Linked DNA regions of Homo sapiens: region 2 is linked to region 1. Evidence: chromatin contacts called from ENCODE Hi-C or POLR2A ChIA-PET data. All regions are on one chromosome and are shown on one strand. The core of a region is the stretch at or near the end of the contact, and the rest is flanking DNA. Distances in the headings are between cores, read along the strand shown. Region 1 overlaps CEMIP2 (cell migration inducing hyaluronidase 2). Region 2 has its middle 19 kb from the start of ANXA1.

Region 1 (3,171 bases), core at 602-3,101:
GCACTTACAATTAGAAAGGTTTATCGGTAGCACTTTGAGGTAGCATATTTTGTAAAGTCACAGGGCTGCTCTGCAGTTTCTCCTGGATACAAAGGTAGAGGCCATCAGCCTTTGCCCCTAGAAGAGGAAAGTGAAATTATCTGTACTCATTGCCAGTGTCAGCCTGAACACACTTTCTACCACCCACCCTTGGCCATCCCTCCTCTACACTTTATGCGTCGGGGGTTTAGAACAACGTAAAGGCATTTTGCTGCTTCTTTCCTCTTGGTACGGCAGCATCCCAGGCTGTGGAGCCAGTTGCCTCTTGCCGCATGTGATTCACCAGCAGGAGACGCATGCACCCTGTGGAAAGGGAAGCTGGGCATCACAGCATGCTTTTTAATTGGCTTTAACATTTCATTAAGTAAGAGTGACTCATTCCTGCAAGGCTTTAAAGAGGTTCATTTCTGAGTATTCTCTCCACGATTCTGACCCTAGAAAGCGCTCCTTTTTTTCCTCCCTGGGTGTAATCATTTTGGGGTATCATTAAGCTTTCTGGGATTTTCCTGGCAGGAGGGTGAACAGAAAAGCTTTAAAAAATCCACACAAAACAATAACAAAAAACCCAAGTGCAAGAGCAATACCAAGAACAGACTTCCTTTGTGCAAGTTAAAATGATACAAGTTTACGGTTCAGGAAAACAACCTACTTCTTAAAACAAAACAAAACAAAACAAAAAAGGAAATATTCAGTTGAGCTCTGCATTTTAAACACAAATATACAGTCAAAAGAGGCTAAGGATTAAAGCTGCAAAAATGGTCCCAACAGCCTCAGACTTTTGCTGCAGGAAAATTTTTTGCCCAATGGTCACAGATTAAAGGGATATCTAATCCCCAAGAGCCCTTTTGTCCCAATATACTTCCTGTTTGAAAGTTTAACCCTTACAAGTAATTGATATATAAGTGAATAAAAATAGCACATGTCCAGGCAAAAAAGGGCATGAGCTGGGCCTGAGTTGCCACTTAAAACTGTCATTCAATATCATAGAAAATCCTCAAAGGCTGCCCAGAAACAGGGCCCCAGGCACTGCTGAACATGCCAGCCACCAAGTCAACTGCCACCCGACCCAACTGAGCATTAAACTTCAAGTATCCAAGGTGCTACAATAGCTGGTCCTCTAAAGACCTCAGGCTGACTCTCAGAAGCCCCCACTCCACCCCACCCCATTATACAAAAAGTAAAAACATTGCTCATGGTCATTACAAAATACGGGGGTGGAAAGTGAGGAATAAGAGATCTGCTCTCTGAATACACCAGCCTTACAAATACAAACAACGTCTTTAACATTTTGTACAACTAGAAGGTGCATGAAGCTGGTATCCAAGCAATAATTTCAAACGCTTTCTTTTCTCCCCATTCTGTATCAAACTGGAAAATGGTTCCGTTGGGTTAACAGTGTCATTTTAAAATGCCATAAATTAAATAAGTTAGTTCACATTTTTTTTCCCCCAGCACTTAAGTTACAGTTAGTCTCTAATGTGCTTTTGAAGCTTGCTTTAGCAGTTCCAGGTCTCTTCTGCGGACAGTGGTGGCTCTGGGACAACCATATTCGTCCAGCTGCAAAGGTATGAATTGTTCAAGCACCCCAAGGCCCTGTCCAGCAGGACTGGTAAATAGCTTAGTCCATGATGGTTTAAAGTTTCCACTGAATCCCAAAAATATGGTACTCCCTAAAAAAAAAAAAAAAAAAGAAAAAGAAAAAAAATCAATTTTTATAGCTACATTCCAGCAAGAGAATATAGGAGGTGAGTCGGAGGTGAGCAAAACAAAGGCAGCTATTAAAAAACTCTGCACTTCCTTACATCAGCAAATGAACTCTCACCACCCACCTTTTGCCCCAGATAACAAACCACATCCCAACACACTTCCTCTCACATTGTGCCCTTATTTAGAAATCATCTTAATGATACCCACTCCAGCAAACAAGCTCATGAAAATGGTCTGGTAGCTGAATTGCACCATAAAATTACCTATGTTGCTGGCCCTGTAAGAACTTCATGAAATAATACAAATACAAACCTTTGTCATAAAGATGAGCTGGTTTGGCTAATCCCAGAGGTACTAGTAAGTGTGAAATGTTTAACTGCTTTATTTCTCCTCTTGTGCTCAACAGAACAATGGACCTGTATGTGAAATTTAGAAAGTCAGAGCCAATTTCAATCCTTCAGCATGAGTATCTTTCTACTGAGTATCTTTCTGAACTGACTGCTGAATAGAAATATTAGATAAAAGCAGAACTCCAAAAAGAAAAAAGTCTAGATGATTTTCCATCCAATTCCCACTCTTCCACCCCACCACCATGGGCTTCACACGTTGCTCTTACAAGGGGTAACGCATACATAAACCAAATCATTTACGTACGTTCACCTAGTGCAGGGCTTCCCAACCCCTGGGCCATGGATGGGTACCAGTAGATTAGGAACCAAGTTGCACAGCAGGAGGTGAGCAGGCGAGCGAAGCTTCATCTGTATTTACAGCCACCCCACAACACTTGCATTACAGCCTGAGCTCCGCCTCCTGTCAGGTCAGCTGTGGCATTCAACTCTCATAGGAGCAGAACCCTATTGGGAACTGCACATGTGAGGGATCTAGGTTGTGTGCTCCTGAGAATCTAATGCCCAATGATCTGTTGATCATCACCCCCAGATGGGACCATCTAGTTGCAGGAAAACAAGCTCAGGGCTCCCACTGACTTTACATTATGGTGAGCTGTGTAATTATTTCATTATATATTGCAATGTAATAATAATAGAAAAAAAGTGCACAGTAAATGTAATGTGCTTCAATCATCCTGAAACCATCCCCCTTCACCTCCAGTCCATGGAAAAATTATCTTCCATGAAACCAGTCCCTGATGTCAAAAAGGCTGGGGACTGCTGACCTAGTGGATGGTCTGGGGCACAGCTCTTTTAGGGAATAGTCTATTGTTGTTGTTGTTGTTTATAATTTGTATAAATTTGTGAGGCACAAGTGCAATTTCATTACATACATAGGATTGCATAGTGGTGAAGTCAGGGCACTTAGGGTATCCATCACCCAAATAATGTACACTGTGCCTATTCAGTAATTTCCTGTCATCCACCCCTCACCCTTCCTTCTCCATTGTCTATCAGGGAGTAAGTCTACTGTAAC
Region 2 (2,982 bases), core at 160-2,659, 1.4 Mb after region 1:
TTGGGTAATGATGCTTCTCGTCTCTGGAATACCCTTTGGCACCTTCTCTATGTGAGTGCTATTTCATGTTTTAAGGCTTACAGTAACCTTTCTCGATGACCTCTATCTCTTAGTAGAAATCACGTTCTCCAAACAGCTATCTTGTTCATTTAACATTTACTATATTCAGTTTTGAATGGTTGTTAAAATTTTTATGTAAATAAAAGTTTTTTGGAATTGTCCATTTGATATATTTAATTTATTCCATTTATTAAACTTGAAGTAGACCTTCGAGAATCAATTATTATTGATTCTCAAAATGCAAATATTATTATAGTTATCCCTTTATCCTAGATTGTTAATTGGTTGAATTATTTGAAATCCTTGAGATAAACTAAAATAGACAGGAATACTTAATACAGAATGATTAACTTGGGTAGATAGACAGATTAAACTTAGCTTTTGTTTAAAAGCTGGAATTCTAAGTAGTCAACATCAGATGAGTCAAATGAAAATTGATACCCATTGTAGAACTAATGAATGGTCTTGCAGTTTAAGTCCTTTCTTAACTCTGTCATCTTTTACTTTGTAATGACTAAAAAGCTACAATTACTATCACAGGAGTCTTCAGTATGTTACCATGCCAAAACTGGGAAATGTGGCTGGCTGTTTCCTAATGGAAAATTGTTAGCTTCTTGGCGACATGAAGAAAAGGATGTTGGGATTGCCCTTTCAGACATCAAAATTCATTACAAAACTTTAGAAATTAAGATACTGTGGTACCGGGAACGAGAAAGATCAAAAAATAGACGGAAGAGAACAGAGAAAATTGAAAGACATATCTATATGTCTATATCTGCACATACAAATATGCATATGCAATCACACATAGTTGATAAATCTCACAAGAAATAAAATTTAAAAGAAAGAATCAAAGTGAATATGGTGTTAGTAAAAAAAAAAGGCTATGAATTTTTGAATACTTTTTCCCAAGGTGGTGACATTCCAGCATATACTACAAACAAAAGAGGCCATTCACCGGATGATATCATCCCTTCAAAAATAAACTTATCCTCAATTTCCTGATTAAAATCAGACATTCTTCTGCTTGACAGAGGTCCTTACTTCCTGTTTTCTCTAGCATTTGCCAAGTGGCTCTGAGGACTTCGGTGTAAGAACACTCACTTAACTGTTCTGTAGTGCTGACTTTGAATACTTGAACAATAACCCACATTTCTAAATTTTCAATTTAAATAATGGTGCTTTTTGTTTTTAATTTTGCCTCATTTTCGAATCCTAAGGCTATTAGAACAACACCAAGATGACAGTGTTTCTGCTGTAACTTCCGTCTGCTTCTGCTTCTCAAAGTTGTGTAGTATAATTATTTCTATAGCAACCAGCCGAGGAAATGCCTTGCCAGCACACAGACTCAAAAGAGAAACATGCTGAGACAGGCTCAGCCGTGGGGCTTCGGAGCGCCTGGAGTTTCCAGCATTAAACGCTACAGCTGCAGAAGCCCATGCTGTTACCTTCTCTCCTCATCCGTTTTTAGTATTTGTAATATTTCTGGCCCTCCCACATCTTTGGCAATGTTTTCTAACGTCCCTCTTCTCTTTCTTCAGTGTTTTTCATAAGAACGGTCCTTTCATTTCTGTTTTATGACGTATAGTCTTCTGATAATAACACGATAAGCATTGTGGTGGTTCTGAACATACAACGAAATTAGAAAAAGTGGAATAATAAATAATTCACTTGTTTTCCTTCAGCTTCATAAGGTTTCTACTAATCTGTTTTCCTTATGGGCCAAACTCTTAGAGAAATTTGATCAGGTGCCTTTAAAAATATAGAAACACGTTCAGAGAACTTCAAAGAATACAAAAAATAATGTATTTCTTTTCCAAAATAACTTCACTTTCATCATAAAACATGAAAAATGGTGAAAGAATCATTTCCAAAAGAAAACCTAAACTTGTCTGATTTCAGGACACACTTTTATCTTTAAAAAATTTTTCCTTACTGTTGTGAAAGGAAAAGAAAAGCTCAGGACCCCAAATTCACTATGCCAAAAGGGAAGAGTTAAACTTGGAAGCTGAGTCATAAAAATAAATAAATAAATAAATAAATAAATAAAACAACCCAAATCTGCCTCTCCTTTTGTTCCTAAATTGACAGCTAATGTCTTCAGAGGGGGCATCCCTCACCCTGACAGTGTAAATTAACAGTTTATCTTCACTTCAAGGGTACAGAAGTGTAGGAAAATGACACGGTGAAATAGATGGGTACTCACTGGCAGCAGTTTCATCAATTCTAGCTTCAAATTGTCACCTAATGCCATTGTTTTATTCTGTAACCTATAGATTTACTTTGTAATGATTGATTCTGTAAAATTGAATTATAAGGTTTATTTTTGTTAAAGTTTTTTTTTTGTTTTTTTTTACTACTTTTAGTTTTTTTTGGGTTTTTTTTGGTTTTTTTTTTTTTTTTTTTTTTTTTTTTGTGACAGAGCCTTGTTCTGTCGCCCAGGCTCTGGAGTGCATTGGTGCGGTCTCAACTCATAGCAACCTCCACCTCCTGGGTTCAAGTGATTCTTCTGCCTCAGCCTTCTGAGTAGCTGGTATTACAGGCACCTGCCACCACGCCCAGCTAATTTTTGTACTTTTAGTAGAGACAGGGTTTCACCATGTTGCCAGGCTAGTCTCAAACTTGTGACCTTGGCCTCCCTAAATGCTGGGATTACAGGTGTGAGCCACTGCGCCTGGCCTTAATTTTCATTTTCAATGAAAGTTTTGTTAAGTTTAATTTTAAAAAAACTTGATGATTCAAGGTTTCATTACACAAACTCAGGTAAAGTTACTGGATGAATGAATTCTTTTGTATACCTAATCCTGTAAACAAACCAGTAAAGGAATAGAGTAGCCTCTATATTTAAAATTCTGTCCCCAATATATGAAACTGACATAGTGCCAATGCAAATTAGCTCCCTTGCTGAACATTTTCATTCAC

The links. Hi-C counts contacts between places; a loop is a spot of excess contacts on that map. ChIA-PET counts read pairs that join two places held with the same protein, here RNA polymerase II (POLR2A). Pooled maps may share reads with other maps.
Region 2: a pooled map shows a loop between it and region 1 (2.0-fold over the local background). The contact joins two enhancer-like sites. A Hi-C loop is called at or near these places in 1 of 50 pooled maps. POLR2A ChIA-PET finds 5 or more read pairs at or near these places in 3 of 52 experiments (CD4-positive, alpha-beta T cell, GM12878 and T-cell).

The regions. Positions count from the first base shown.
Region 1 is chr9:71,683,685-71,686,855 of GRCh38, forward strand. CEMIP2 (cell migration inducing hyaluronidase 2) reads right to left here. Exons shown (of 24, transcript NM_013390.3): 23 at 2,059-2,162; 24 at 1-1,709. The coding sequence ends at 1,513. Among named protein-coding and RNA genes, the nearest start is that of CEMIP2, 83 kb to the right of the region's middle. Within about 2 kb of position 1,852, at least 4 of the 41 ENCODE cell types and tissues checked have a DNase peak (open chromatin) inside an H3K27ac peak, as active enhancers do.
Region 2 is chr9:73,131,067-73,134,048 of GRCh38, forward strand. No RefSeq gene overlaps it. Among named protein-coding and RNA genes, the nearest start is that of ANXA1, 19 kb to the right of the region's middle. RefSeq lists an enhancer at 1,306-1,725. Within about 2 kb of position 1,410, at least 38 of the 41 ENCODE cell types and tissues checked have a DNase peak (open chromatin) inside an H3K27ac peak, as active enhancers do.